3 separate regions of the Homo sapiens genome follow, and regions 1 and 3 are each linked to region 2. Evidence: chromatin loops called from intact Hi-C (ENCODE). Cell type or tissue: heart left ventricle. All regions are shown on one strand. Links, peaks and the distances in the headings refer to the core of each region. The heading gives the core; the rest is flanking DNA.

Region 1 (11,171 bases), core at 1,745-9,744, 81 kb after region 2:
TAGGTGCCTGTAATCCCAGTTACTGGGGAGCCCGAGGCAGGAGAATCACTTGAACCCGGGAGGCGGAGGCTGCAGTGAGCCGAGGTCGCACCATTGCACTCCAGCCTGGGCAATGAGTGAAACTCCACCTCAAAAAAAAGAAAAGGAAAAAAAAGAATCTGGCTAGAAAGTAAATGGTATAGATTTACTTTATCCCATTTGTTTTTCTCAGTATCCGGATAATGAACAACATATACTTGGAATGACCTCCGTGCATAGCTTTAAATCTTAGCTCTGTTGCCTCCCAGCTGTATTGCCTTGGTGAATGGCATGATCTCGACTCACTGCAACCTCCGCCTTCCTGGTTTGTGTGATTCTCCTGCCTCAACCTCCCGAGTGGCTGGGATTACAGGTGCCTGCCACCACCCCTGGCTAATTTTGTATTTTTAGCAGAGACGGGGTTTTGCCATGTTGACCAGGCTAGTCTCGAACTCCTGACCTCAGGTGATCCACCCGCCTCGGCTTTCCAAAGTGTTGGGATTACAGGCACGAGCCACCGCGCCTGGCCTTGTATGAACTTCTTTCTATCCTTTTATAGGGAACCAGCTCCCAAGATAACAGAATAATACATTCACTGTGCCCTCGTGGCCTAATACCCTCTCCTTAGGCCCTACCTCCCAACACTATTCATTGGAGATTAAGTTTCCGACACATGCTTTTGGGGACACACGCTGAAGCCATGGCAGTATTCTAACTAAAACAGTCTCTAAAGCATATATGAAGCCCCTGTACTGAGCTCCCTGGGAGATCTCTCCTTTATTTATATCTGTGGCACCAGCACAGTGACTGGCAAACGAAAGGTGTGTAAATGTTGGTAGAGTGACTTTGGTTTAAAACATAACTCCTGCCACAGAGGAAGATAATTCTGGCAGTAGTGTGGGGGCGAGGCAGGGAGAGGGGGTTAGAGACAGTGCCAATAGTTCAGGCAAGAGATGGAGAAGATCTTAATTAAGGCCTGGTCTACCGGCATGAAGACGAAGAAAAGGAAGACGAATATTATTTACTGACATTCTACTCTGTGTTGTGCATATATAAGATATCTAATAACCTTGCAAACAAAGTGTTGATGTTCCCATCTTACAGATGAGGGAACTGAGGGGGTGGCCCGATACCTCACAGCCTGTACTTGGCAGGCAGACCCAGAGCACAGGTGCAGTGTGGGATGCTGGGGTGCTGGCATTCACAGATGCTGCTGATGCAGAATAGAGAGGACTGACGGGGGGAAGACCTGGGGATGATTCAGTTTTCCATTAGGGTGATGAGTCAATGGTGGTCCGTTAACAAATGAGTTCTTTGGGTTGAACCTGTTGGAAGAGAGAATGCTTTTAGATCGTCGTGGTTAGGCCTTGCCAAATCCCACGGATGATAATGTATTGATAATGCTGGTGGCTCTGGCTTGACTGAGTGCTTCTGGCCACGGAGTGATGCGTGGGGAGAGACCACGGCTCCTGGATGCCGCTGGGCCTCTGTGGGGTGGCCGAGAATGCAGACACAGTGCCGCCAGGTGGTGGAAGGTCACTCCGCTACCCCGGGTTTCTCGCTTTTCCCAGTAGATTTCATCTGCAGCCTGAAAGGCCAGCAGGAAACAGCGCTGTGAGGTTCCACATGCAGGTACCATCCTGGCTCACCCTCCCTCAGCCTCCCTCCTTCATCCTTGCCCCAGCTCATTCCCCAGGCTGCCTGCAGAGGGGTGGGTTCAGGCTGAGAATGAAAGTTCTTGAAACTGAAATCTTTGGGCCCAGACTGTCTCTTGGCCTCACCCCCGTCTCTGTAAAAGCCTCTCCTTCATCCAACGTTTACGAGCGCCTCTAGTGTGCTGGACACTGAGGACACAAAGATGAATAAGGCGCTGTCCGCAGCTCTTTCACAGGCCGGGAGGGAGACTCGACACAGAGATCGTGCTGTCATCCTGTTGGCAAACTCTAAGAGGAAAGAGCACACAGAGCCGGAGGGCTCCCTCCCCGAGGAGGGAGCATTTGGATTGAGCTTACGGGGAGGAGCAGGACTTTGTCAGGTGGAAAACCAGGGGTGCAATGGGAGGAAGAGCATCCAGTCCAGAGAGGAGGCTGTGTGCGCTGGGGAAATGGTGACTGACCCACAGATACTGAGCATCCTTTCTGTGGCAGCTTGGTGCTGGGACCGGGGAGATGAATCATACATGGCTCCAGTTATGAGAAACTCTTGCAATAGACATTTTCTTTTGAAGGATCTGTACACAGGTAAGGAATTTGGACACAGACCTTATGTACTGGAAGCCCCTAAACTAGAGTTCTTGTACCCAGAAATTATGCAAGACAAACCATTGGGATAGCGAAAAAATAGAGAAACTTCTATTTCTGTGTATTTCTTAACTAAAAACAAAGAAAACAACTAAACTTTTCATATATATATATATATATATATATATATATATATATATATATATATGTTTGTTGTTGTTTTGTGGTTGTTTTTTGAGATGGAGTTTCACTCCTGTTGCCCAAGCTGGAGTGCAATGGCGTGATCTCGGCTCACTGCAACCTCCATCTCCCGGGTTCAAGCGATTCTCCCACCTCAGCCTCCCGAGAAGTTGAACTATAGGCGCACCACCACACCTGGCTAATTTTTTGTATTTTTAGTAGAGACGGGGTTTCACCATCTTGGCCAGGCTGGTCTTGAACTCCTGACCTCAGGTGATCCGCCTGCCTTGGTCTCCCAAAGTGCTGGGATTACAGGCATGAGTCACTGCACCCAGCCAATTTTTTTTTAAGAGACAGGGTATCGCTATGCTGCCCAGGCTGGAGTGCAGTGGCTATTCACAGGCATGATCCTACTACTGATCAGCACGGGAGTTTTGAGGTGCTCCATTTCCCACCTGGGCCAGTTCACCCTACCTTAGGCAACCAGGTGGCCCCCTGCTCCTAAGAGGTCACCATATTGATGCTGAACTTAGTGTGGACACCTGATGAGCATAGCAAACCGAGGCCCAGAACTCAAGTGAGGACTCAAATGATCTTCCTGCCTCAGCCTCCCGAGTAGCTGTGACTACAGGCACGTGCCACCGCACCTGGTGCATTTGTAATATTTAATGTACAGGTTGGCCTCGTGTCTGCACTTGGACCCTGTGTCAATGGCCCACATGTTGTGCGCATCTGCGAGGGTCTGAGGGGGTTAGCATATTGTGACATGTTTACACATGGTCTGTGAAGTGGATTTCTCGGTGATCTCATCTGGTTTTAACTAAATTAATCCTCACACAATGGACAAGGTATTTAGGAAATTTCCTGAAAAGATATCAGGGATTAAGAGAAGGATGCAGGCAAGCACAAGCAAATGGCCAGGCTCTTGCTCCCCTATTCGGAAGGGGCTCCCATTATCTTTCTATCTTGAGTGTAAAATTGTAACAATCTCATTTTACTTGATAGAAACTGGCAAAAAAAAAAATCCAGAATTATCAAGATAATGTTTTGATTTTTTTTTTTTTAAGTCAAGGTCTCACTCTGTCACCCAGGCTGGAGTGCAGTGGCAGGATCACGACTCACTGCAGTCTTGATCTCCTCAGTTCAAGTGATCCTTTTGCCTCCTGAGTAGCTGGGACTCAGGCATGCCACCATGCCCGGCTAAGATAATTTGAAGTATAGTCTCAAGTCTCCTGATGTTAGTACTACTCTGTCTTTCAGGGTGTATTATGCCTTCAGATATTGGCTAGTGATGGTAATGTATGTAAATATAATTTATACATAAATACATATATTAGAGATGTGTGCTAAAATTCTTTTGTTACTGACAGAGATCAAAGAACTTTGGAGACCACAGCTCTAGGTAATAAGGAGCCAGTAGGAGTTTAAGCAGGAGGATGACTTGTTTGTTTTTGTTTTATTTTGAAAGATCATTCTGGTAGCTGTGTGGATGGAGAGCCTGGGGTAGAGAGAATAGTAGGGAACTCATGCAGCGGTCCAGGTGAGAGATGAGATCCCAAACCCAGGGTAGGGCAGCCAGGAGGGCAGAGCAATTTCACATGCACGTTGGACTTGGTGACTGACTAGATTTGGAAAACAAGGGCGAAGAGATCCAATCCCGGGGTATTTCCAGGTGTCTGGGGGATTAGGCAAATAATAGTACCACCTACCAAGGTGGCAAACAGAGGTGGGTTTGGGGAGAAAGGTGAAGAGTCTGGGACTGAACAGTTTGAGTCAGAGGTGCCAGGGAGAGCCCTGGGTGGAGGTCGTACGTCCGGGGGGTCCTGTGGCTGGTTTGGGGCTGCAGCCCCCTCTTCCCCAGCAGGGCCCAGGTGAGCGAGCGGGCTGGGTCATGGTCATGATGAGTAAATCAGGCAGTAATGGTGTCCTCTGTCCAGACCTCCTGATTCTAGCCTGGTCACTGGGTGCTGCATCCCAGGTATCAGACCCTGATTGTTACCAGTGGAGGGTGTCCTGATTCTTTGTGCTTCGAACAAAGAATTGGACAAAACGCACAAAGCAAGAAAATAATGAAGCAACAAAAGCAGAGATTTAATGAAAACAAAAGCACACTCCACAGGGTGGGAGTGGGCTGAACAAGAAGCTCAAGGGACTGGGTACAGAATTTTCTGGGGCTTAAATACCCTCTAGAGGTTTCCCATTGATTACTTAGTGTACACCCTATGTAAATGAAGTAGAGGACCACAATCAGTCTGATTGGTTGTGGAGAGAGACCAACCAGAGATTGAAGTGAAGTTACAAAGTTACACCCTATGCAAATGTCTGATTCGCCTGTGGAAAGTGACCAGAGGCTAAAGTGAAGTTACAAAGTTATACTCCTATGCAAAAGAAAAGTTGGCCAGCGACGGAAGGTGTGAAAGTTGGGGTTTTCCTTTTGATTTAGTTCTAGGAAGTCAGTATGAATTGGCCTTAGGTTCCCTGCCTCCAGGCCCTATTCTCCTGCCTCATGATCACTCTCTATATTTCACTTTTGCAAAACCACTCAAAATGCAGGTACCCTGTCTTCCTCCTCCTGTGAGCCATCATGGACGTGACAAGGCTACCTCTTCACGGTGCTCTAGGCCAAAGCTTTGGGAAAGCCAGATTAGGCTGGGAGTGTCCTTGCTGTAATCGGATGCTGAGATAAGCAAAGTGAAATGCAGTGGAGAAGCAGGTGGGGCAGGGCAGGTTTGGGCGCTGTGCAGCTGCCTAGGCTGGGGAGGGACGGGTGTTTGACCACGCAGAAGGGCTCTACAGGGCCACGCTTTAGGACAGGAATATGCATTCTGGCCTTATCTGGTCATTTCTGAGTTGGGATATCTGGATCACTCCAGGGCAGGGTGTGCTTGACTCAGAGCCCACTCGGGGCTTGACCCAGAGAAGGCTAGCGTTTAATATTAGTGATGAAGGCTGGGCATGGTGGCTCACGCCTGTAATCCCAGCACAATTCCGCCAGGCGGGTATATCGCTTGAGTCTAGAAATATGAGACCAGCTTGGGTGATATAGCGAAACCCTATCTCTACTAAAAATTACAAAAAGTAGCCAGGCGTGGTGGCACATGCCTGTAGTCCCAGCTACTTGGGAGGCTGAGGTAGGAGGATGGCTCGGACCCGGGAAGTAGAGGTTGCAGTGAGCCAAGATCTTGCCACTGCACTCCAGCCTAGGCAACAAAGCGAGAACCTGTCTCAATAATAATAATAATAGTGATGAAAAAAACAACAAAAAATCTCCACCCCTGAAAAAACAGACAAATAACAATAACAAAAGCCAGGCACGATGGCACATGCCTGTAGTCCCAGCTACTCAGGAGGCTGAGGGAAGAGGATATCCTGAGCCCAGGAATTTGAAGCCAGCCTGGGCAACATAGGGAGATTTCTTCTCTTAAAAAGAAAACAAACAAAACCCTTTAGTATTAGTGATGACTCTGAGGATGACACCCAGAACCGCCAACCTGAACCTCCGGTGGGACCTTGGGGTCCATGTGGATGGGGAACACAGTGTATGAAATCAATGGCAGATTGGTGCCTATCTGATCTCCCATTTAAAATTTTTTCTTTGCAAGAGAAAAGAAGAGTGATATAGATTGGTGTGTTAGGAAAAAACTCAAACTCAATTTTCCCCTTGGTTCTCACGCCACAATCATCAACGCAATAGACTTCTGTGACCAAATGCCTGGGGGTTCTCCCCACACACCAGTAAGCAATCATTTCTGCAGCAGACACTGGCTGACACTTCGAGTCAACTCAATTCCCACACTATCTACCAGATAGCAACAGATCCTATGGTTGATGAGGGCTCAGTGCCACAAGACCGCAACTCCCTTCCCACCAGTTACAAATCTAGGCCTCTGGACCTTCTAGCCAATTGTTCTTCATTTGGGGTTCCCACAACTCCCTCATTTGCTGGAGTGACTCAGAGAACTTAGGAGAACACTTACCTTTACAGGTTTACTATAAAGGATATTACGAATGATACAGAAGAAGAGATACGTAGGGTGAGATATGGGGTAAGGGACACGGGGCTTTCATGCCCTCCCGAGTCGGGTCCCCTTCTGGAAACCTCCACCTGTTCAGCTACCTGTCCTTTTTTAGGCTTTTATGGAGACTTCGTTACATAAGCATGATTAATTAAGCCACGGGCCATTGGTGATCAACTTACCCTCCAGCCCCTCTCCCCTCCCCTAAGTTTAGGGGTGGGGCTTAAAACCCAACCTTCTAATCCTGCCTTGGGCTTTCTGGTGATCAGCCCCTGATCTACCTGAAGCCACCTAGGCCCTTCCAGGCCTCAGTCAGCTCATTAGCACACAAAAAGACAACCTTTGGAGTTTCTAAGGACTTTAGGAGTTGTATGCCAGGAAATGGGGCTGAGGACCAAATATATTTACCACAATAGGCAAAAAGATTCAACATGAAGAGGGTAAAGAAGATTTAGAAATAAAGACAGAAAAATGCAGACGAGAGAGACAGTAAACAGAAAGAGTAGAAAGGTAAGCAGAAAATCATCAACTGAAAGAAACAGAAAGAAGAGTAGAAGTGTTATAGGAAAGGGGTCCCCATCCAGACCCCAAGAGGGGGTTCTTGGATCTCACCCAAGAAAGAATTCAGGGCAAGTCTGCGGTGCAAAGGGAAAGCAAGTTTATTAAGAAACTAAAGGAATAAAAGAATGGCTACTCCATAGACAGAGCAGCCCCGAGGGCTGCTGGTTGCCTATTTTTATGGTTATTTCTTGATGATATGCTAAACAAGGGGTGGATTATTCATGCCTCTTCTTTTTAGACCAAATAGGATACCTTCCTGACTTTGCCATGGCATTTGTAAACCGTCTTGGCGCTGGTGGGAGTGCAGCAGTGAGGACGACCAGAGGTCACTCTTGTCGCCATCTTGGTCTTGGTGGGTTTTGGCCAGCTCCTTTACTGCAACCTGTTTTATCAGCAAGGTCTTTATGACCTGTATCATGTGTTGACCTCCTATCTCTTCCTGTGACTTAGAATACCTTAACTGTCTGGGAATGCAGCCCAGTAGGTTTCAGCCTTATTTTACCCAGCTCCTATTCAAGCTGGAATTGCTGTGATTCACATGCCTCTGACAGAATTAAGAGAGAGAGAAAATAAAAGAGGCAACAGAAAAACAGATGGAAGTCAACGAAGAGGCAGAAACTCAGAGACACAAAGAAGGCAAGGGTGCAGGGGTGTGGAGGGAGGGCCAGGAGAGGGTTGGGAGGGATGAAGCCCTTGTCCTGGGTTCCTTCTTTCCCCATCCACATGCCCTGTTCTCCGTTGCAAATGGAAGAAGCCAGAGCCCAAGTGAACCACCTGTCTCCATTGTTGACTCCCAGCTGGTCTTTGAGAAGCATCAGAGGCAGTTGTCACCTTTGCTTTGGCCGGGAAGGAGCCTTCCAGCAGGGCCTGGAGAGGAGCTGGGCTGGCCTGTGGTCTTGGCCCCTGTGAACTGAAGGGAAGCCTGACTTGATGTATTAGCTCAGGGGTGCCTCTCTTGACCCACTTTTGTTTGTTTGTTTTTGAGATGGAGTCTCGCTCTGTTGCCCAGGCTGGGGTGCAATGGCACAGTCTTGGCTCACTGCAACCTCCACCACCAGGGTTCAAGTGATTCTCCTGCCTCGGCCTCCCAAGTAGCTGGGATTACAGGCACTCACCACCACGCCCAGCTAATTTTTGTATTTTTGGTAGAGATGGGATTTCGCCATGTTGGCCAAGCTGGTCTTGAACTCCTGACCTCAGGTGATCCACCTGCCTTGGCCTCCTAAAGGGATGGGATTACAAGGATGAGCCACTGCACCTGGCCCCACTTTCATTTTTGATGAAACAAAATTGGAAGCTTAGTTGGTGGGAGGTCAAGGACCTTCCAATTCCAAGGGGAGACTGAGTTGTAATGAACTTGGACCGAGGCAGTTGGTGGGGTTCTGCCCCATGTGGTAGGTGGCATTGTTACTTACACGCCAATGCTTTTGCTGTGGGCTGCAAAAGTGGGAATCCCTTGAGCAGGGAGGGTTGGTTTTGTGAAGTCAACTCATAATGGGGACAGAGGCTTGATGCTGGCTCTGTCTAGCATCATATCTAGTGAAAGAGTCACCAAAGAGCGGTCCTGGGTGCAGAGGAAATGGGCCCCGTAGATCCAAGCTAATCGGTGTCCAGCAGCCCAGGTCGCAGGAAGGGCTGTGGGGAACATAAGCAGGTTCTGCTTAACAGAGGTTGCCTCTGTGGAGGCCAGCAGGATCTGTGAGGTTTTCCCAGGGCTCAGGTGAAGTATCCCCCACCCCTCCCACTTCCTTTGATCCGACGGTGTTCGTCTGGTAACTTAGTTACTGATTCTGCTTCCCTGGAGCACTAATGCCAAGAAGAAGGTAGCTCCAGCTGGGGACCTGCCACTCTAGTCCCTGAAATAATTTACTACTTAAAAAATGTAATACATTGGCATAAAAGTAGCTAGAAATGCCACTTATTGAGGGAGAACTTGCTAAATGCCTTCTGTGAATCGATCATCCAATCTTTTCAATCTTGTGAGGTGGGCATTATTTTCTCCATTTCACCTACAGGGAAACACTCTCAGAACTGGGGTTTGAAGCTGGGTCTCTCTGCAGCTGAAGCTTGGAGTCTTAATCACCTCCCTTCTTGGAAGAGGCGGGGTTGAAAATGATGCTGGGCTTGCGCCTTGGCCTGTCTATAGCCTCTCAATCACTCCCACTGTGGGTGTCATGTGTCTGTCACGAGTGGCAGTGCAAGGTGTCCCGTTTTGGAACAAGCAGGGCCACGACCATATGCTAGAATGGGTGACTCAGCAGAAGCGGTGCCTCTGGGAGCCTCTGCTGGCCTGGACGCCTCCCACTGGAGTTCCTCAACCTGCAACCAGGACACTGTGATGTGAGGTCACAGGGCTGGAGAGGGGCAGCCTGGAAGTGCTTTCTCTGTCCCTCTCTTACTTATAGATCAAAAAAGGAAAATTAAAAGGGGGCCAGGGTGGGTGTCTGCCTGGGGATCCAAAGGATGAGGGCAGCCATGTGGGAGGGATGATGGGAGTACCCATGTCTGGCTGGTAAGAGAGACTTGGAAGCCAGATTAGAACCAGCATTCCAGGGAACCTGGAGCTGGCAGGGAATTAGAGGAAGGGGTGGCGAGGGGAACAGCCAGAGGGACACCCTGGACTCTGTAGAAGGGGGTCCCAGACAGCCATTTGCAGTTGCTCTCCCAGACCCCCGGGGGTCCAGAGGAACACAGGATGCTAAGCCTAGAAGAAAGGCGGCCAAGGACAGTCTCCCAGGTGAGCATGGCAGCTGTCCCTGGGTTTCCACCACTAAGGCTTCCCAGGGCTGCCTGGCCCCTGTCCTGCCCTCGCTGCCGGCCTGGGAAGAAAAGGCTGAATCGAAACAGACTGCAGCAAAACCCTGACTCATGCCTTCCGATGCCAGTAGACCTGATTTTGTATTTCCCAGCACTTTCATTAGCACCAAGAGCTATTATAATTGCAAGAGGTGTGTGGGGAGGTGGGAGTGGGTGCTCACACTCACAGCATGGGAAGTGGGGCTGAGACTCTTGTCAGGGGAGAAAGACCACAGCCTCCTACCCCATCCCCGTTCACCTGAGAGGTGGTGGGATGGGGAGTGGTCTGGGCTCTGGGCAGAGACTCTAGGCAGGCCACATGGGTGGGGGACCTGGAGGAGAGGCATGTGAGTAGATACGGCTTGAGGGAGCCCCTAGAGCGCGGGAATTGGGTTTTGATAAAGGGACTGGGCTTGGGCACAGCCCTGGCTGCCTCCTGGCACCCCACTCAGACTCCTCTCCTCCTGGGCCCTCACAGGTGGGTCTGCAGGTGTGTCTGCCAGGGCAGTACAGCCTCCACTCACTCCCAGGCTCAAGGCTATGAGATAAAATGCTAATCATTCCCTGCCTCTAGGTTCCTAGCTTGCTTTGGTACTTATCTTCCCTGTCACGGAGGGAGTGGGAGGCCTCTGATCCCTAGGCCGGCGTGGGAGCCGGAATTCTAGACAAGTTTATCCAGTAGGATTGAGCACCTCACCCTGTGTCTCAGATATGGTGGTTTGGAATAGCAGTTTGGGGTTTCATCTGGGCTCAGAGTGAGGCAGGGCTCTGGGATTCCAGGCTGCTTTTCCAGGTAAGGCGGCAAATGAATGGAGGTAGAGCTATGTGGGAAGACCTGCTGAAACTGAAGGATCCTGACGGACCCCAGGGCACCCCAAGGCCTATCAGTTAGTTGCTTGCCTGGGCCCCAGAGCCCCTGTTGCGTGTTGCGTGCTCTTGGGTTTTTAACAACAGCAGCCAACTTGTGTGTCATGCTTCACAGTTGGCAGAGACCTTCCACACATTCTGCACTCTGAGATGTGTCTATGAGGCTGCTCATGTTCCAAGTAAGAGGTGAGCCCTCGGTGAGTGGCAGAGCCCAGACCCCTGCAGGGCTGTGGGCTCCATGCTGGGTGCTCTTCCCTCCTCTCAGCACCTGTGTGAGGAGTGAGGGGCACCACTTCCCCTCCCAGACTGAGAACTGCCCCCACCCCCATGCCTGGGCATCACAGGTGACAGCGTTCTTCATGTGACCTTCCCTCTTCTAGAGACTTCTCACATCGGAGCAGTGTCATGGGATGATATTTACTGTGAATAGGAAGTCCCACGCCCCCCAGGTTATAACTCCTCTACAGGATGGCCGGGAGCTTGAAGATGTTCT
Region 2 (10,249 bases), core at 2,250-10,249:
CCTTGTTTTCTCCTGTACCTTGGCACAGATGTCATGCTGGTTTCACAGTGACCTTAATGAAGTGGGCCTTAGTGACGCCTGAGGCTCCTTTTCACAGGGTGGGCACAGCGCCATTCCATGCTACTTCCCCTCATCCCATCTCAGATCAGCCCAGGTCCCCATGGTGGCAATGGCAGGGGTAAAGGATCACTGAGGAATTCAAACTCAGCCAGTCATTAAACTACCCCACTTCACACCTCTGGCTTACCTTCCTGGGTGGTGGGATGCCAGTCCCTTGTTTGTTAGAATACTCATAGAACCAGGCCTCTGTGGGCAACCAAGAGGGCCCTGAAAATGATGTGTGTGTGTGTGTGTGTGTGTGTGTGTGCACGTGTGTAAGGGGGATTGTAGGCACAGTCTTGGTACATTGCTCCAGGTGGAAGCCCCACCTTCTCCAAGGACTGTTCAGCTGTATAGACCAGGTAGGGGCTAAGGCCTATTGATATAGGTTTAGATGAATTTCTGAGCTACCCTTTGGGAGCCCAGGAGAAAGCAGAGTGACTTGTAGGTGGGAGACCTGCAGGCCCCAGGACTGGCCTCATCTGCTCTGTCCCCTGCCCCTCTGGTCTGCAGAGGGACTCCAACCAAAGTCCCTTTGGCCCTTGACCAGGTAATACTGACTGAGCCCTCACAGGGGCATTGGTCTGAGCTTGGGACATAGATGACATCCTTGCTTCTCAGTCCAGTGGGGGAGATACAGAGACGACTGGACAGCCAACTGGAGGTGTTCCCTGGGAACATCAGAGTTGGCAGCAACTCTGGGAAGCAGAGCACAGAACTCTCCTAGGGATGAGGAAGTCATGGTCCAGAGAGGGATGGTGACTTGTCTAGGGGCTCATGGCCAATTGATGGCCAAGTGGGACAGAATCTAAGTTTCTTGGGCTCTGTCACACCACGCTGCTTCCCACTTAACTCAAGTCTGGTGAGGGGGAAGGTAAATAGTGATTGTGCTTAGGGCTGAAGAATAAGTGAGGCTCTGGGGCATGAGTGTGGAAGGATAAAGACTTGAGGGGCCTAGAGCGGCTCTTTTCACAGCTTCGGAGACTGGGTACAGAGCAGTGAACTCCCAGGAGTCCTCTTCCCCTCTCCCCGTATCAAACCCAGTCTCACAGACTGAGACCAAAGTGATTTTTGATAACCTAACAAAATACCCTTTTCTTAAACTGAGAAGCAGTTTCCAAGGCTATATTATTGCCATTGAGGTTTATGTGCTTTCCAATCTCTTCCTAAGCATGTAACTGGTAATATCTCTGTCCTGCCCACTCCTTCCTTGTTCCCCCATTTACTTAATTGCTGTGATCTGTGTTTAATTATCACTTGTGAGGGTGCTCTATTGCACAACCCTGTTTCCCCTGGTGTGTATTTATTAAGGGCTTGTTTAATGAGAATGCAATTAAGGAGAGGGTGCTCAGTCCCACTCAGAGGAAGAAAAAGGAAAGAAGAAGCAAGGAGACTGTGGAGAAGAGAGGAAAGGGGAGAAGTGGAGGGAGTTTGAATCTGGAATCCTGGGTTTGAATCTGGAAAACATGCTTAGTTCTCCTTCTGAACCTGCTGGAGGTGCAAGCCTGTGGGGGCACCTGAGAGAGAAGGCTGGAGTTCCAAAGCTCTTATGACTGGCCCCCTTCTGGTGGGATCAGCATGAGAGGGAGACTGGGCACAGCAGACCACCTTGCCCTGCTGCCAGTCCTCAAGGAGGTGTAGGGATCTCTGCATAAGCCAGGGGTGGGCCGTGCCAACACAACCTGCTCTCTGGCCTGTAAGAGGAGGGACAGGCATGCTGCTGGGACTTGTTTGCAAAGCTGGTTTCACTGAGCATCCCATGCTGTCTCAGGGGCATGCTTTCATACCAGCAAAGCTCCTGGGGATGGGCAGGAAGCAGGTAGGTTGCCTAGGGAGAGAAAGCTGAAATCTTTCCTTTGTCTCTGGGCCCAGGGGCCTTACCTGGCCCATCCCTGCCTCCCAAAGCCCCCAGGGCCTGCACCCCAGGAGGGGTCCTGTCCTGCTGGCCTCAGCCCACTTTCTGCCCCCCAGCTCTAACTTTGAGCCTTTCTAACTCTCCCTGGGCCAGAGTGTATCAGCCTCCCTATTAAAGTCAGCCGTGTGTCCACTTGCCATGCCAGCAAGCCCTCAGAGCTATATTTAGAGTGGGTACCAGCCTGCCCCTCTTTCCTCCCCGCATCCTGGGGTGGCTGTGAGTGATCCCTGGATGTGGGAAAAGGTGGTGGAAAGTTTTCTGCCTCCACATTTGCCTTGGGATATATGGTAGCTGCCATAAGATTCCTGCTGGTGTGAATATTTAATAATATGATTTGCATGTGCTGAATACTTTTCCACTTTAACAAAAGTGATCCTGAGTCAGTCCTCAGACAAAACCCCAGATGAGGATGGCAGGGGGCCAGGACTTCAGAGAAGGCAAAGAAAATGGCTGCTCTGAGAGTGGCTTTTTAGTGAGGAAAAGCAAGATTTTGGGGTTCAGGATGGAATTCCACAGGATCAGGACTGGGAAGAGTTGTTCCTCAATTCCACAATGCCGGAAAGAGGCCCCCCACTCTCACACACACACACACGTACACTTTAACATTCTAGAATTAACTTTAGAAAACAGCAAAGCAAGGCTTTCTTTACTCCGGGGAAATGGCCACATGGAAATAAGCCAAGAAGTGGTAGAGGGTGAAAATACAGATCAATGTGGGAATGGCCTGGAGACATTCTTGGCTGACACTGGTTATTCAGGGAAGCTAGGGGTGCCCTGGTTACCTGTGATGAGGGACACCCTTGTCCCCTGCTCCCCTTTCAAATACCACCCTCCTCTACCTGCAGGGTGCCCACTCACGGCGGCCCCTCTTGTGTTTTATAATCTCCTGTTCTGGCTTCACACCAAGCTTGAGAAGTAGGAAAGAGGCATCCCTGCCCTGGCTTGGGGATATGCACACCGGATGTGGCACCTCTGACTTTCTCAAGGTCAGCTGGCAGAGTGGGGCCTGCCTTGCGCATGCTCACCAGTCCTCTCTGGACTTGGTCATCCTGAAGCAGCCCTCCGGCGGCCTTTGTGGACCAACACCTGCCCCTGGTTCCCCCCTCTCCCCCAGAGCAGCCTCATAGGAGACACTGAGTTCAATGGGAGGCAGGCCCCTCGGCTTTCTTGTGCATGACCCTCCCAGACATAACTGGCAGGACTGCATGACTCCCGACTGGGAGGGCTGTGCACTGAAGAAGCCAGGCTTGCCCACCCTCTCTGATGCTTTCACTCGGGCAGGGCTCTGGACTCTGTGAAACCATTTCTGCCGGTTTTCATTTTCCCCTCCCAGCTACTGAGGAAATGGCAATGCTTCACTTGCAGAGTCCTGAGTGTATTGGACTTAAGTCATCCACATAGGTGCACACAAACCAGGCAGAAACGTGTACTGTGTCATGAGCCAGACCTTAAAGATACAGTGTTCCCCTCTCTTCTGGACCCATCTTTTGCTCGTTTTTGCTTCTATTTAAAGCAATCAATAAGATTTCCTTTTCGCACGCATCTTTTGTGCTCTTGAATATCTCTTTCTGGCTAGGGTTGAGGTGGGGAGATTTGGGCACGGATTTGAGTTCCCCCATCTCCTCCAGGACCCTGATTCCTGGACCGGTATGCTGATGAGGAGGAGCTGCCACACTCCTTGGTGCCCTGAGGGAGGCCATTAGCTATCAGGAAGCTGCCTTGTCTGACAGCTTCCCTGTCCACTGCTCTGCATTCACTTCCTGTTTGTGGGGGCTGTGGAGGGTGGGAAGCAGAGTTGGTATCTCCCACCAAAAGGTTCTAGTGCTGGCTGCAGACTGGAGAGTGGGATCTTGTGTCTGGCTTCTGTCCCTAGACCTCTGGGGGAGATGGGGCGGAGGAGGGCAGAGGTAAACAGAAAGGCAGGAGTTCTATGGAGTGCTAAGCCCTGATAGCAGTGTTTTTCTTGGAGAGTGTGGTTGGTCACAGAGTGGTGGAAAGGGGCTAATATCTGAACGCTGCTTATTCCACTCACTGGGTGTGTGGCCATGAGCAAGGTAATCTTTTTAAGCCTGTTTCCTCATTTGTTTATTGGGAATAAAAATAGTAACTTATAGGATTATGATGAGGGTTAAATGAGACAGTGTATATAAAATACCTCTCCTATCCTATAGTAACTGCTCAGTCTCAAATTCACCATTTACTCTGTGGCCCTGGGCAAGTCAACTCTCTGAGCCTCAGTTTCATCATATATAAAATGGGAACATTATACCTGCCTTTGAGCATTCTAATAAAAGTCGTAGTTAGTATGCACAAATCCTCTCGCACCGTGGTTCTCAAAGTGTGGTCCCTGCGCACAGCATTCCCTGGGAACTTTCTCGAAATGTAAAAGCTCAGGCTCCACTCCAGACCTGAATCAGAACTCCAGGGGCTGGGCGGAGCCAGCCGTAACTGTTCTCCAGGGGATTCTGATGCGCTCTCAAGTTTGAAAACCATGGCTCTAGAACAAATCCTGGTTGGCCACAAATCCTAGGAGCTGGCCAAAAATAAAGGCTAATTGAAATAACTTCCCAGCACTAATTGGAGCCCTGGTGGGTAGATCTGGGTCTCTTAGGCAAGTTACATAACCTCTCTAGGCTCAGTTGTCTCACCTACAATGTGGACCTATAATAGTACGTGACTCATAGGACAGGCCGTGAGGATGAAATGTGCCTGGCACATAGTAGATGCTCAGTTAATATCAGCTAGTACTATTGTTAGCGACAATGGCCGAATCACGATGGGGTTACTGGACCACGGGGTGTGATTTTAGGGCTGGGGGATATAAGCACTTCACTTTGTCATCAGAAGCTAAGGGCACAGGAAGAAGCTGAGCAAGCAGGGCTGCCTGCTGTCCTTGGAGATCCTTTTCTGTCATTTGAAAAGCATTGCTCAGACGCATTATCATCCGGTGGGGGCAAAACAAGAGGTTTATGATGCAGAACAGGGAATTAAGTTAGACAACAGAGGGCCTTCCTGAGAGTGGGGTTGGAAGGTGCCAGTGTCCTCTAGGGAGGAGGTGAGGCAGGCATCCACTTCCAGACACCCTCCCCGCCCCCGCCTCCACCGACCTTGAGGCGAGTGGGGTTTCCTTGGGGCATCTGCAGGACTGGGGGTGGGTGTGTGTGTGGGGCGGGGTGGCGGGGAACCAGGCCCCCTTACAAGGACTCCGGAGCGGGAGTTTGGAGGCCGTGAGTGGAGAGGCCTAGTCCCAGCGGAGGGGGCCGCATCGGAGTGCTGGGGCGGAGGTTCGAAGCGTGAGAAAGAAGCCTGGGGGCGCTCGGGGACGAGGGGGCGGAGTGTGGCGAGAAGGCCGGGCTGCAGGGCTCAGGAGGGGACCGCGGGTCCAGCGCCCTCCCCGTCCCGCCCCCGCGCGCGTGCACTCGGGCTGGCCCGGAATCCCTCCCCAGGGTGTCTTCTGCCACTGACTTTCCCACCCTGGCTGCGCCCGCGCGCCCCCGCGGCTGCCAAGCTCCAAGCCCCGCGTCGGTCCCCACCCCCGCCGTGTTCCCCCCTGCCAGGCCGTCTTCCTGCGGTTCCCAGGGTCCCGTTTGGCGGCCAGAGGGCGTCGGACTCGGCTGGCCCAGCGAGGTCCAGCCCGAACGTGTCCTTCTGCCTCTCTGCCCCTGGGGACCAGGGAGGAGCCTCCAGGGCGGGGGAACGAGAGGCTACTGGACGGCGGCCCGGGACTGCGGCGGCCGCGTTTCTCTTCTTCACCTTACGGGACCCGGCTCTTCCCCCTCCTCGACCGCCCCGCCCGTCAGTCCTGAAAACCTGGCGAGAGGCGCGTACTGTCCTAGGGGAATTCCCCTGCAAACAGAAGGGAGCCCGCCCTGCGCGTCCTGGAGTGGGTGCGGCAGGAGCGCTTCCAGGCACTGCGTCCCCAGGTGAGGGGCGGAGCCGGGGCGCGGTTCGCGGCAGTGGCCAGGCCTTTGTTTCCTTGGGTTGGGGTGACCCCTGGTGGTCATCCAGAGCGCAACAAGGGCTACTCCCTGGTCCAGAATTCAGTCCTTTCCAGGGGAGAAATGGAGAATGATGGAGGGTGGCCCAGGCGGTGCTGATTGGAGTAGACAGCCATCCTCCCGAGGTTGGCACTGAGGGTGATAGAGACCTACCTGCCTGGCCAAGCTACTCCGCCCTGCCTAAGCATCCCCTTCCAGAGCTCCAGGCTGGTGGGGTTTTATTAAGGGAGGCGGTGCTCCTTACACAGGCCTCTTCCTGCTCCCCGTAACCCTGTCGCTGGAGGTGTCTGTGGGAAAGGCCACCGACATCTACGCTGTCAATGGCACGGAGATCCTGCTGCCCTGCACCTTCTCCAGCTGCTTTGGCTTCGAGGACCTCCACTTCCGGTGGACCTACAACAGCAGTGACGCATTCAAGATTGTAAGTATTTGGAGGAAGAACAGTACAGCCCAGCCTCCCTCACCCATGCCTCGCCTCCTACGCTCTGGTCCCTTCTGGACTGAGACCCACTGCGATGGTCCCCAGAACCCACCTTTTGCCACCCTTTCTCCCAGTATTCTTTTCAGAGCCTGCCAGGAAGGATGTAACTGGGAGAGATGCTTAGATCGTGTTGCCAGAATTCGGGGACTGTTGGAATTCTTGGCTAGAGTCCTCTGTCTGGTCTTAAGAAACACCCGGAGCTTGGATTGCTTGTCTAAAAATCAATAGTTTAGTCTAAGAAACAGGAGAGAGAAAGGCCTTGGAAAGCTTGGAGAGAAGGAATGAGAAGAGTCTGAATGAGGGAAGGGCTGAGAAGCTGGACTGGCAGGGAAAAGAGAGAGGAAGAGAGGGAGAGCTGCAGGAGCATTGGCGCGGCTGCGGTGGGGGTGGGAGTGAACTCACTAGATTGTACTCACTCTACAATCTAGTGGGGGATCCAACCTGAGACTTTCACAGGGAAGCCACAAGAGACCAACTCTGGTTATAATTAAATGCTGACCTCAGAGGGTGCTGACGGGCAGAGCTGTGGGATTGATCCAGGTCTTGACAGGGGGCCAAAATTCAGTTGGGCAGGTGACATGGTGTCAGCAAAGGCTGGGTGGGAGGTGACAGAGGGAGATGAGTGCGGTGCTTGCAGGAGTCATTAGGTAAAAGGCTTTTATGAAGAGAGCAGTAAGAGCTGTGCTGCATTCCAGGGAGACCTTAATAAAAGGAAATGGGTTTAGCCTGAAACAAGTAAAATTCAGGTTAGACAGGCAGAGCTATTGACGCTGGAAGAGGAAACCATGGGGGGAAGGAGCAGGGCGTGACTACAGGCTCTTCCTGGTCCTGGACAGGGGAGGCATCCAAGGAGTGGGCTGGTGTGATGTCATGACCCTTGAGGACCCCGATTCTTTCTCGGCTACTTTCTCACCCCAACTCCCTTCCTCCACCAGCTCATAGAGGGGACTGTGAAGAATGAGAAGTCTGACCCCAAGGTGACGTTGAAAGACGATGACCGCATCACTCTGGTAGGCTCTACTAAGGAGAAGATGAACAACATTTCCATTGTGCTGAGGGACCTGGAGTTCAGCGACACGGGCAAATACACCTGCCATGTGAAGAACCCCAAGGAGAATAATCTCCAGCACCACGCCACCATCTTCCTCCAAGTCGTTGATAGACGTATGCAGTAGGGGCTGGCACAGGGCAGTGGCGTGGGAAGGACTTGGGAGGCACCCAACTCAGCATCACAGTGAAATGGCAAAATGGACCGTGTTGGTGTTTTCTTTTGCTTTACACTTTCCAGAGCTGCTGGAGTTACATCTAAAAGCTAGAAGAGCTCAGCTTGAACACTTATTCTGCTACCAAATAGCTTATGAAATACTCTCTAAGCCTCGTTTTCCTCATCTGTAAAATGGGAATATGGCTTCATTTTCCTAGAGTTGTGGTTAGAGAAGCTACCTGGTAGTGTTTTGTGGCTAGTAGGGTTTTCTCCGTATATACTGATTATTAATACCATTGGGTATTCCATTAGCAAAAATTGATTGAATGTCAGGCATTGGACTAAAAAGTGCTATGAGTGATACATTACATTCTTCCTTGAGGAATTCACAGTACAAGGTAGGACAGAAGATAAATAAATAGCTAGAATGGGCAGAACATGATGCATACATCTGTCAGTAGAGGTGAAAACAACAGAGATGGAGTAAGACATGGCCCTTGTCCTCTGGGGGCTTACATCCTACCTAGGATTCCAGTCTGACACAGGAGGACCAATCATACAAGGAGGGTGCATATGAAAAGGAGCCAGGTGGTCCCTGACCAGACCTGGTGTGGTTAGAGAAGGAGGATATGATAACCAGGGCTGGAGAAGTGAGGCATGGCCCCACTGAGGGGAGGGGCCTGGAAGACTAGGGAAGTGCAGAAGCAGAGAGAAAAAGGGAAGGGGACTTGCGCAAGGATCCTGACTCTGCTGCATTTTGTGTGTACCGGGAGTTTGCTGCTCTCCTGGATGACACTGAGTCCCTGGAGAGGGAGACACCCGTGAGTTCAATCTCGAGTATGCAAGGGCGGAGCCAGAGGTTATCCAATCAGCTTTTCTGAGCCTGGAGTCATAGGTCTGCCTATGGTGTCACCTCTTCCTTTCTGTCTGGGCTTCTGTCACCCAGCTTGTACTCAGCCTTTTCAGAAGGAAGAGAACGGGCATTTGTGGAGCGTTTTCTGGGTGCCAGATCCCGAGTTAGTTGCTGTCATTGATTTTAGCTCCTTTGCTCCTCACCAGCTCCCTTGAGGTGGATCGTCTCTCCATCTGTATGGATTCATTCATCCATCTGTTCAACAAATATTTACTGAGCACCTTGTATGGGGCAGACGTTATTCTAGATTCCGAGGATGTGATATGAACAAGATAGACAAATTCCTGCCTTTATGGAGATTACCTTCCTCCTCTTCTGTGTATGGAGATACCAATAGAAAATAAAGAAGAAAAATGATATTGTAAAAGAGAACATGGCTAGTGTTAAGAAGAAAAAATAAAGCAGGAAAGAAAGATGGGGTGCCAGCAGGGTGAATAGGGAAGGGCTCTCTGGAAAAGGCGATAGAGTGGGGATATTTGAAGGAGGTGAGAGAGGAGCCATGAGGGCATCTTTGGGAAGATAGGGAGGGAACAGTGAGTGCAAAGGCCTTGAGGCAGATGCGTGAAGAATCACAGCAGGCTAGTGCTGGAGCAGGGCAAGGAGTGAGAGATGAGTCAGGTCAAGCCAGATTGTGTAATCACCCTGCTGGAAGGGTGAGTGAGGTGGGAGCCACTGGGAGCAGAGGAGTTAGGGCCTGAACAGGTTCACTCAGGCCCCTATGCCAAGAATAGATGATAGAGGGAGGAGATCAGTTAGGAAGCTATTGCAGACATCCATGCAAGAGGTGGCTTGGGCCAGGGCCAGGGAGATTGTGAGCCATCAGATTCTGGAATATTTTAAAGTTAGAGCTGTCAGGATTCTCAGGTAGCTTGGATAAAGCGTTTGAATAAAAGGCATCAAAGAAGACTCCAAGGATTGTGGTTATAGCAATTGGGAGGATAAAGTTGTTCTCAGTGGAGAGGAGGAAGACTGTGGGTGGAGCAGGTTCCGGAAGCAGTCAGGAGTTCAGTTTTCAGATGAAGAAACTGAGGCTAGGAGGGTTCAATGACCTGCCCAACATTGCCAGCTAGTTAGTGACAGTTAAATCCCATGCTTAAAATTCAGACTATCTGACTCCAAAATCTTCTCACCATCTAAGAGGTATCATAGGGAGGTTCTTAATTTTTTCTGTGTGAGCAAAGGGGTCTAGAAAGAGGCAATGAAATTTTCGCCTGGCAATTTGGGGATCAAGTCACCACTCAAACTTGAGTGTTATAGGCTCCAATTCTGATTTATTCCAGAACTCGTGTGAGTGCATCTGTGGGAGGGCATGTGCAGGGTGGGGGAGAGGGCCCCTTATGTGTGCCCTAGCCTGATAGATGCCATGCTCTGCCTCTCCAGCTTCCTGCTGCAGGCCTGGGGAGGGCTGGGGGTCTGGGAGTGGATGTGCCCCGGATGCCAGGGGGTGGAGGCTACATGGCCCTTGCACTGCCACAGTTCTCGGCTCCAGGTTGACTCTTGCTCCCTTTGTGCCTTCCCTTTCCTCCCTACTCGGGCCACACAGTGGAAGAAGTGGACAACACAGTGACACTCATCATCCTGGCTGTCGTGGGCGGGGTCATCGGGCTCCTCATCCTCATCCTGCTGATCAAGAAACTCA
Region 3 (10,512 bases), core at 1,768-9,767, 210 kb before region 2:
AATACCTTTAAGAAAACAGGTTAAGTAGAAAGAATTATTGAAGTCAAAGAGAGAACTCACCTACTAATTGTAATAACAATGTGGCACTGAAAAATAATAAGACAAGAATTATGGATTTCCCAAGAATTAAGCTGGCAGTCTAGTTCTCATTCACTGGGGTGAGGACAAGGGACTTCTATGACTTAGGGCTGGGGATGGATATTTCTCAGCTACATATAAATTAAGTAAAAGCCCATATCTTAGATTTGGACTCTGGCAAATCAGGACTGGAAGCAGTTCAGCTGTATGTTGTGGGTTTTTAACATAGATTAAGCAATCTATTTATTTCTAGGCTTAAAAATACTGATATTTCTTCCACTAAAAATTAAATGGTCTTTGCTTCATGCTATATCTAACCTTCACTGTTTACCTGATTTCTTAAAATAATACTGAAGAAACACGAATTCCAACGGTCAGGTCTACTGTGTAATATGAAATATAGATACCTCAAAGGTGTTTAGTAGAGCTGGCTGAGCCTGCATTCACACTCTTCTGATTACATTTCCTCATTCAAGACCAAGTGAACTCAGTGGCACAACAGAATAAACAGGGCTCCCTGAAAGGCTTTCTCCCCTTTCTGAAATTTTAAGGCCATGACATAGAAATATTAAATACAACACTGAAAAGGGTGGGAAGAGACAAAGGGTATGAATGTTTTGTTCATAAGGATCTTGAACTGCTATAAGGACAGAGACCTTAGAAATAGCGGGAGTAGGGGTATAAAGGAAGAAAAAAAGAACATTTGGTCTACCTTTGGTTTATTGAGGCAAGACTCCTCACAGGATCATATCAACAAAAGCTAATGTGGGCCAGGTGCAGTGGCTCATGCCTGCAATCCCAGCACCCTGGGAGGCTGAGGCAGGTGGATCACCTGAGGTCAGGAGTTCAAGACCAGCCTGGCCAACATGGTGAAACCCCATCTCTACTAAAACACGAAAATTAGCCAGGCATGGCGGCAGGTGCCTGTAATCCCAGCTACTTGGGAGGCAGGAGGCTGAGGCAGGAGAATTGCTTGGACTCGGGAGGCAGAGGTTGCAGAGAGCTGAGATTGTGCCACTGCACTTCAACCTGGGTGACAGAGCGAGACTTCGTCTCAAAAAAAAAAAAAAAAAAAAAAAGCTAATGTGGTCGAAAAAGTTACCCTTATTTACCAGAGAAAGAGATTATTTATAACATTTCTTGACAATTCTGAGGCATCTTCAGCACTTGCTTCATGCTCCTCTGCCATTTTTTCCACACAAGAGCTAACGGCTAATTAGCTGTAATGACTTAGGCAGTCTAGTCTCCTCTCAGTGCAGCTCAAAGCTTTACTGCTTCAAGGAATTGAACTGTTATTTGGATTTTTAGTAGAGACGGGGTATCACCATGTTGGCCAGGCTGGTCTCGAACTCCTGACCTCAAGTGATCCTCCCACCGCGGCCTCCCAAAGTGCTGGAATTATAGGCATGAGTCACTGCGCCTGGCCTTCTGTATTTTATTTTTTGCTATGTATATTTCAGTAAGCTTAATAATGCAAAAAAAGGGAAAGATACCATATTTAGTATTGAAATTAATGAGAGGGATTTTCCCCATGTAATTACCGCACAAGTTTAATTATTACCTGTAGTTAATGTAAAAACACCAAGAATTGTCTTATTGTTAGCTGACCACCATTCTACTTCCATCCTAAAATACCACAAATTCCAGAGGAATGCAAAAAGTATATTGAGCTCTTGTTATTTCTCTCTCTAAAACATCACATTCATTTTTTTCCTTTGGGTATCCACTCCACTCAATCCAGAAGAGGCTGACCAGTTCAGAAGGGGTTGACCTCACCCACTAGCCCCAGGAATGAACATACAAGTCTGGCCAGGCTAAAAAGAATACAGCATTTTCCAGCCAAAGCAACTGATCCAGGAGTGGGCACAAGACACTATGGAGGCCTAACAGAGTCAATGAATACCAGCTTCAGGACTTCAGCTGAATCTACGGAAAAGTGAGTTTTCTCCTGATTGAGTTGATAAGCCAGTAAGATAGAGTTGCCATCTTTACACCATTTAGAAAAGGCCTAGCCTAAAACCAAGCCAACATACACTAGAAAACAGAATTGAGAGATGGAAAGATAAGTCTGGACTTTTCAGTTATAAAAACCAATAAAATTTCCCTAAATGCCTAAACCAGTTTGATGTTTTTTAAAACACAACTGAAAAGTGTCCAGATTATTACAAAGGACATGCATCACCTGCAACACGTAAGCAGAAAGGAAGCTGAAAGCCAGGAATATAGGACATATGACAGAGAAGCTCTTAAGACTATCAAGAAGGCCGGGCACAGTGGTTCATGCTTATGATCCCAGCACTTTGAGAGGCCAAGGCGGGCAGATCATGAGGTCAGGAGTTCAAGACCAGCCTGACCAACATGGAGAAACCCCATCTCTACTTAAAACACACAAAAAATTAGCCAGGCATGGTGGCGTGCACCTGGAATCTCAGCTACTCAGGAGGCTGAGGCAGGAGAATTGCTTGAACCTGGGAGGCGGAGGTTGCAGTGAGACAAGATCGTTGCCACTGCACTCCAGCCTGGGCAACAGAGGGAAACTGTCTCAAACAAACAAACAAACAAAAAGACTATCAAGAGAAACAAAAAGAATTTATCACCATAAACTGCATTACTTCCTTCTTTCTCAATACTATACTGTTGCACTGTATAAAGAAACTAGCTTTCTACATTTTACCTCTATTTTTACTAGGATTTTAAACTTTCTGCATTGTATTTCTAAGCAGATCTTCTACATTGCTAGGCTGTAAGCTCTTCTGATTACATGTTCATATCTGATTATTCTTTCTTCTGTGTCTGGCATTATACATCACAATCACAAAATCCTAAATAAGTAGTTATTGAATGGCTTCAATCTTACATGTAGTTCTTTCTGAACTCCTTGTAATCAACAGCATCACCCATGACCCTACTTCAAGGTAAGGGCTTTACTACTTGTCTTAGGTTGCAGTGGAAGGTCAAGCTACCAGGCTAGACACTGGTTCTTTGGTATCTTGGCATGTGTAGAATGGTGGATGGAAATAAGTCTCTGTTGTCATCTCTACTATCTGTAAAAAACAAAAAGGTTCTCACCTATCTTTCACTAAGCTCATCTTTTTCACACGTATGTCAAATCTGTGCACAAACTTTTTTTCATTAAAAAAGGGCTAAAACTGTGTAGTCACTTATAGAAAAATTTTACAGGAAAAAGGAGGACTGATCACTTGATGAGAACCTTTGTGGAGATGCCAGTTTAGATTTGTTCAATGGACTTACCAAAGTAAGAGTACCCAGATAATCACCCACTCTAAAGGTCCGATAAAATGAAACCTAAATATTTTGTTTAATATTCAATAATGTCATTCGGGATTTATAATCTCCTATTTTCAGCGCCGGGCGCAGTAGGTCATGCCTGTAATCCCAGCACTTTGGGAGGCCAAGGCAGACAGATCACTTGAAGTCAGGAGTTTGAGACCAGCCTGGCCAATGTGGTGAAACCCCGTCTCCACTAAAAGCGATTACAGGCGCATACCACCACACCTTAGCCAGGCTGTAATCCCACTACTTGGGAGGCTGAGGCAGGAGAATCACTTTTAAACTGGGAGATGGAGGTTGCCGTGAGCTGAGATCGTGCCACTGCACTCCAGAGCAGAGCCTGGGTGACAGAGCCAGACTCTGTCTCAAAAAAAAAAAAAAAAAAATACACACACACACACACACACATATATACATACATATATGTATGTATTTTTTTTCCTATTTTCAACTGCCATACAGAGATACAACACTATCCTGTTGTCAGACACTTTGGGATGGTACAGCTACCAACCTTAGAAGCTTTTGGATTTGATTCTTTTAAAATATATCCTCCTTGAAAACAAGTTTCACTCTGATACACTTGCTGCAAAGATCTATATCTATAATAGCTGTCCTACAAAATTCTGTCACTTCCTCCTAATACAAGCTTTTGTTTATGAATAGTACCACTAATCCTTTAAGACCACTGTCAGCTCTCATGAACACACAAGTGTGTTAACATCAGACTTGGTATTGTTTTTCAACAGAAATATCTGGAACACTTTGTAAAACTGGGATCGTCAAAATCAAGCTCTATCAAATCATACTCCCATAAGGTCTGTGTCCTGGCAAATAATACATATATCAATATAAAATAGAAATTAAAATATCAATTTAAAATAGAAATTAAGAAACAATTTTCGTTGTCGTATGTTTCACCTAACACTATCAGGCCATGCTAATGTGGCAACAAATTCCATCAACACATCTATCTGCAGCCTAGAAGGATCTCAAGTCAAAAAGCAGACAGCAGTCCTTCTTGGATCCCATTTTATCGCAGGTGGGCTTCCACGTGAGACCAAAACAGTAAATGACAGCGAGACTAAACACATGCTTGCTGTCAGGGCATAAAACTGATCCTAAAAGGAAGGCTCATCAAATATAAGGTCATGAGGCATGGTCACTCAATTTTAGAAGTGTCTTCTAAACCCAAGGAAACATGAAGCAGAGTGCCCCAAGAGTTATCTGTGGTGAACTCATCACCTGCCTTAAGAATTATCAACACCCTGACGTATGCATTGAACTGGTTTGCTTACGACTCACGATTAATCTTATCTTCTTGGCATCTGCCTATTTGTTATCTACTCTTTATATTTTATCCTTCCATGCTCCATAAGGGATTCGCGGGAAGGAGGGAGATCCACCCGCCCGGGGCACGTTCTAGAGAAAGTTAAGTCAAAAGATAATGCAATGATAGCGCTCCGGCCTCTTCCAGGAGGGGCTTGGCAAAGATGGGGACAGAAATGTACAAAGAGACATCAGAAGCTGGGGCACTGTAAGGGGTTCCAAATCAGACAGGGTCGAAGTTCAAGAAGGAGAAGGTCCCTGGTTAGCAAAGCATAGGAGAAGGAATTTGGAGAAGATAAGAGTGAACAGGCTTGAAGTGGCATTGGACCAGCAGAAAATATCACAACGCAAAGTCAACGACCCCGTCCCCTGAAGCTATTGCCTGTCTTACCAGAGCCTGAAGTGCCAGCAGCGACGACACGACAGAATCTCAGCGGCCGAAGGGTTCCCACTTCCGACTCAGCACAGCAACCGGAAGTTACGTCATCAACAAGCGCCGGGGCATGTGGAAGTTCATCTCCGCGCCGGAAGCACGGTGTGCAGGCTCACCGGGGGGAACGGCGCGCAAATAGTCCTACAGCGCATGCGCTAGCTTGTTAGGGGCGGGCTGGAGGCGGGCAGGAAGTGGCAAGAAGTGGCCTTGGCATCGGATTGTGGGGGCTGGAGTTGGCCCACCTGGCAGTGCGCTTTGGAGTATAGAATATGAGGCTGGGTTTTGGAAATCAGCGTACCGAGGGCAGATAAAACTCTGTGATCCCTGGCTCTGCTCGCAACCTCTGTTGGGGGTCTGCTCTCTTATTTTCCCACCAGTCCTAGACCTTTTTGAAGCAGCTTCTGTTACTCTCTATTATTCAAAGGGATAACACTAACAGCAATAACAACTACAAGTTTGTTATTGTTGTGCTGTCTTTGGAGCAATCTTTGGAGTGTGCTATCTTTGATTGGATTTCAGTTTTCTTATCTGTAAAGTGGAGACAGTATACATCCTACAAGGTTGTTTTGAGATACACATAGATGGCCAGGCACAGTGGCTCACGCCTTGTAGTCCCAGCACTTTGGGAGGCTGAGACGGGCGGGTCACGAGGGCAAGAGATCGGGATACACATAAATAATAGAAGCAGCATAATTTTCAAGAGTTAAAAGCGCTGTGCAAGTGAAAATTCACAGATTGAGAGAAAATAGTTGCAACTCATATATCTGATAAAGGATTCATCTCTAGAATATGTAAAGAACTACAAGAACGAAAAACCCCCAAACAGTTCAGTTCAAAAAAGGGCAAAGGACTTGAATAGACATTTCTCCAAAGAAGATACATTCCAAGAGAATGACTATCCACTTGGTATCTGTGGGGGATTTGTTTCAGGACCCCCTTGGGTACCAAAATCCAAGGATGCTCAAGTTCCTTACATAAAATGATGCAGTATTTGCATATAACCTATGCACATCCTCCTGTGTCATCCTAGAGATGACTAAGTCATCTCTAGATCACTTATAATACCTAATACAACATAAATCTAAATAGTGTTGTATTGTTTAGGGAATAATGACAAAAAGTCTGTACATGTTCAATACAGATGAAATTTGTTTTGGAATATTTCCAATTCATGGTTGGTTGAAGCCACAGATGCAGAGCCCACAGATATGGAAGGCCAACTGTACAAATGGTGGATAAGCATATGAAAGAGTGCTCAACACCACTAGTCTTTAGGGAAATGAAAAAAAAAATCATGAGATACCACTTAATACCTACTAGGATGGCTACTATAAAAAAAAAGGAAAGTAATTGTTGGCAGATGTGGAGAAATTGAAACCGTATGCGTTGCTGATGGCAATGTTAAATAGTCCAGACTTTTTGGAAAAACAGTTTGATGATTCCTCAAAAAGTTAAACATAGTATAACCACATGATCAAGCAATTCCGCTTTGATATAGATGTTCAAAATAACTGAAAGCAGGAACTCAGATACTTGTATACATATATTTACAGTAGCACTATTCATAATAACCAAAAGGTAGAAATAACCCAGAATGTTCATTAACAGATGAATGCATAAACAAAATATGGTATATAGCTACAGATGACTTATTCAGCCTTGAAAAAGAATGAAGTTCTGATACACGCTGAAACATTGATGAACCTTGAAAACGTTATGCTAACTGAAACGAGCCAGACAGAAAGGACTAAATAGTGTATGATTCAGTTTATATGTGGTACACAGAATAGGCACATTCCTTGAGAGAGAAAGTATAATAGAGGTCACCAGGGATTGGAGGGAGAGGCGAATGGGAGTTATTGTCTAATGGGTACCAAGTTTCTGTTTAGGAGGATGAAAAATTTCTGAAATGGGTAGTGATGATGGCTACACATTGTGGATATATTTAATGCCATTGAATGGTACACTTAAAAATAGTTAAAATGGGGTTGGGTGCAGTGGCTCATGCCTGTAATTCCAGCACTATGGGAAGCCGAGGTGGACAGATCACTTGAAGTCAGGAGTTCAAGACCAGCCTGGTCAACATGGTGAAACCCTGTCTCTACTAAGAATACAAAAATTAGCTGATCATGTGGATGTGCGCCTGTAATCTCAGCTACTTGGGAGGCTGAGGCAGGAGAATCGCTTGAACTTGGGAGGCAGAGGTTGCAGTGAGCCGAGATCGTGCCACTGCGCTAGAGTGCCTGGATGACAGAGTGAGACTCTGTCTCAAAAAAAAAAAAAAAAAAGGTTAAAATGGTAAATTTTAGGTTACATATCTTTTACCACACACACACAAAAAGCCCTGGGCAATCTTTGTGTGCCTACCACTGTTCTAGTTCCTAAGGATACCATAGTGAAAAAACGTAAGTGTTTTCCTTCTTGGAGCTTATAATCTGGCGAGTGGGGTTGTAACAGCATTTAAAATTAATGGACGCAAAATGAATCATTCAATAATATTTCTGGAATAGCTGGGTAACTATCTGTATTTAAAGTTGGTTACTACATTAGATCTGATGCTAAAATCAATTCGAGATGGGTCAAAGATATAAATGCATAAAATAAAACCATAAAAATGCTAGAGGAATTCATGGGGGAACTTTTAAAAAAGGATAATTTTAAAATGGAGAAAGACTTTCTAAATATGAAACGTAACCTAGAGACCATAGGAGACCAGTGAATTATACTACATGCAAATAATTGTAAAGTGTGCGTGAAAAACTAACCAATGTGTTTTTTAAAGCAAAGTTAAAAAACACATAAAGTTGGAAAAAGACTTGCAACTAATATCACAAAAGACCTAGTTTCCCAAATATGTAAGGGGTTAGTGTAAGTCAATAAGAAAAAGACCAAAGATGTGAACTTATGTATCATGAGAAGGAAAAACAAATGGTTTACTCCAGTTTTTTTTTTTTTTTTTTTTTTTTGAGACGGAGTTTCACTCTTGTTGTCCAGGCTAGAGTGCAATGGTGCAATCTTAGCTCACTGCAGCCTCCACCTCCCAGGTTCAAGCAATTCTCCTGCCTCAGCCTCCTGAGTAGCTGGGTTTACAGGCACCCACCACCACACCCAGCTAATTTTTTGTATTTTTAGTAGAGACAGGGTTTTGCCATGTTGGCTGGGCTGGTCTCAAACTACTGGCCTCAGGTGATCCACCTGCCTTGGCCTCCCGAAGTGTTGGGATTACAGGTATGAGCCACCACACCTAGCCTCCAATTTTTAATAAGAAAAATGTAAACTAAAATTATAGTGAGAAGCCATTCAGTTTGGCATGATTCAAAAGTTTAATAATACACTGTTGGAACATGTATGGAGTAACAGGCACTTTTGTTTGTTGTTATTGGTAGTGTATATTGGTACAACCTGGCTGGGCACAGTGGCTCACACCTGTAATCCCAGCACTTTGGGAGGATGAGATGGGAGGATCACTTGACCCCAAGAGTTTGAGACTGGCCTGGGCAACATAGTGAGACCCTCTCTCTATAAAAAAAATTAAGCAATTAGCTGGATATTGTGGCACACGCCTGAAATCTCAGCTACTCAGGAGGCTGAGGTGGGAGGATTGCTTGAGCCTGGGCAGTCGAGGCTGCAGTGAGCCAATGTTGTGCCACTGCACTCCAGCCTTAGCAACAGAGCAAGACCCTGTCATATATACGTATATGTGTGTATGCGTATACACACACATATATGTGTGTATGCGTATACACACACATATATGTGTGTATACGTATATACACACTTGTGTATATACGTATATACACACGTGTGTATATATGTATATGTGTATCTACGTATATACACGTATACGTATATGTGTATATGTGTATATGTGTAGATACACATATATGTATGTGTATATGTGTATATGTGTATATATACATATATGTATATGTGTATATATACATATATGTATATGTGTATATATACATATATGTATATGTGTATATATACATATGTGTATATATACATATATGTATATGTGTATATATACATATGTGTATATATGTGTATATGTGTATATATACATATGTGTATATGTGTATATATACATATGTGTATATATACATGTGTATATGTGTATATATACATGTGTATATGTGTATATATACATATACATATATGTATATATACATATACGTATATGTGTATATATACACATATACGTATATGTGTATATATACATATATGTATATGTGTATATATGTATATATGTGTATATATGCATATATGTATATGTGTATATATGTGTATATATGCATATATGTATATGTGTATATATGTATATATGTGTATATATGCATATATGTATATATGCATATATGCATACATGTATATGTATATATATGTATATGTGTATATACACTTGTGTGTGTGTACGTGTTTACAACTGCTATTTGGCAATAGTTAATAAAATTACAAATGCAAATACAAGTGCCCAACAATTCAATTTATTTGTGTTTGTTACAAATAGTCTTATGTATGTTCAAAATCACATTTATTGTTAGAGCTAAAACCATAAAGCTGTAAAAAGTATAAAAAGAAGACAGGAGAAAATCTTTGTAACTGTGGGTTTGGTAAAGATTTATTAGACATGATACCAAAAGCACAATATATAGAAGAAAAAATCAATAAAATGTACTTCAAAATTCAAACCTTTTGCACTTCAAAAGACACCATTAAGAAAAACAAACCACAGATTGGTAGAAAATATTTCCAAATCATATATCTGATAAAGGACTTATATCAAAAACATATGCAACCCAATAGTAAGAAGACAAACAAATAAGTCAACTTAAAAATGGGCAAAAGATTTGATACACATTTCACTAAAAATATATGAATGGTTAATAAACACAAGACAGGACACTCAGCATGGTTAGTATCTAGGGAAATGCAAATTAAGGCCATAATAAAATACCATATTAAATCCATAGAATGGCTATATTAAAATACAGTTACGGGCCTGGCGCGGTGGCTCACACCTGTAATCCCAGCACTTTGGGAGGTCAAGGCGGGTGGATCGCCTGAGGTCAGGAATTGGAGACCAGCCTGGCCAACATGGTGAAACCCTGTCTCTACTAAGTACACAAATACTAGATACACAAATACTAAATACACAAAAAATGAGCTGGGCGTGGTGGCATGTGCCTGTAGTCTCAGCTACTCGGGAGGCCAAGGCAAGAGAATCGCTTGAACCCAGGAGGTGGAGGTTGCAGTGAGCTGAGATCGCGCCACTGCACTCCAGCCTGGGCCACAGAGCAAGATTCCACTTCAAAAAAAAAAAAAAAAGAAAAAAAAGAAAAGAAAAGAAAAAAAAGAAAATGTCCTAAAGCTGGATTATG

Evidence for each region. Peaks named below come from ENCODE experiments on the same cell type or tissue, not always from the same donor. Only the 100,000 strongest peaks of a DNase experiment are listed, where the experiment ranks them.
Region 1: a loop joins it to region 2, with 2.1 times the contacts of the local background. A loop is called at or near these places in 7 of 110 quality-filtered maps.
Region 3: a loop joins it to region 2, with 4 times the contacts of the local background. A loop is called at or near these places in 58 of 110 quality-filtered maps.

What each region holds. Positions count from the first base shown.
Region 1 is chr11:118,059,156-118,070,326 of GRCh38, reverse strand. All of the region lies in intron 1 of SMIM35 (small integral membrane protein 35), which reads left to right. It also overlaps the pseudogene RN7SL828P. Among named protein-coding and RNA genes, the nearest start is that of TMPRSS4, 12 kb to the left of the region's middle. RefSeq lists an enhancer at 5,234-5,735. In heart left ventricle, for the core only: no CTCF peak of the experiment used is centred there; no DNase peak of the experiment used is centred there.
Region 2 is chr11:118,141,241-118,151,489 of GRCh38, reverse strand. It overlaps SCN4B (sodium voltage-gated channel beta subunit 4), which reads left to right. Exons shown (of 5, transcript NM_174934.4): 2 at 6,261-6,433; 3 at 7,429-7,657; 4 at 10,154-10,249. Among named protein-coding and RNA genes, the nearest start is that of SCN4B, 6.5 kb to the left of the region's middle. RefSeq lists a silencer at 5,581-5,650 and enhancers at 6,071-6,270, 6,487-7,686. In heart left ventricle, for the core only: a CTCF peak has its summit at 6,004 (motif pointing left); DNase peaks (open chromatin) are centred at 5,399 and 5,919; H3K4me3 peaks cover 1,931 bases; H3K27ac peaks cover 2,426 bases.
Region 3 is chr11:118,354,252-118,364,763 of GRCh38, reverse strand. It overlaps CD3G (CD3 gamma subunit of T-cell receptor complex), which reads right to left. Exons shown (of 7, transcript NM_000073.3): 7 at 9,603-10,512. UBE4A (ubiquitination factor E4A) reads right to left here and starts at 5,164. Exons shown (of 20, transcript NM_001204077.2): 1 at 5,090-5,164. RefSeq lists an enhancer at 5,158-5,227. In heart left ventricle, for the core only: no CTCF peak of the experiment used is centred there; a DNase peak (open chromatin) is centred at 5,203; H3K4me3 peaks cover 1,653 bases; H3K27ac peaks cover 257 bases.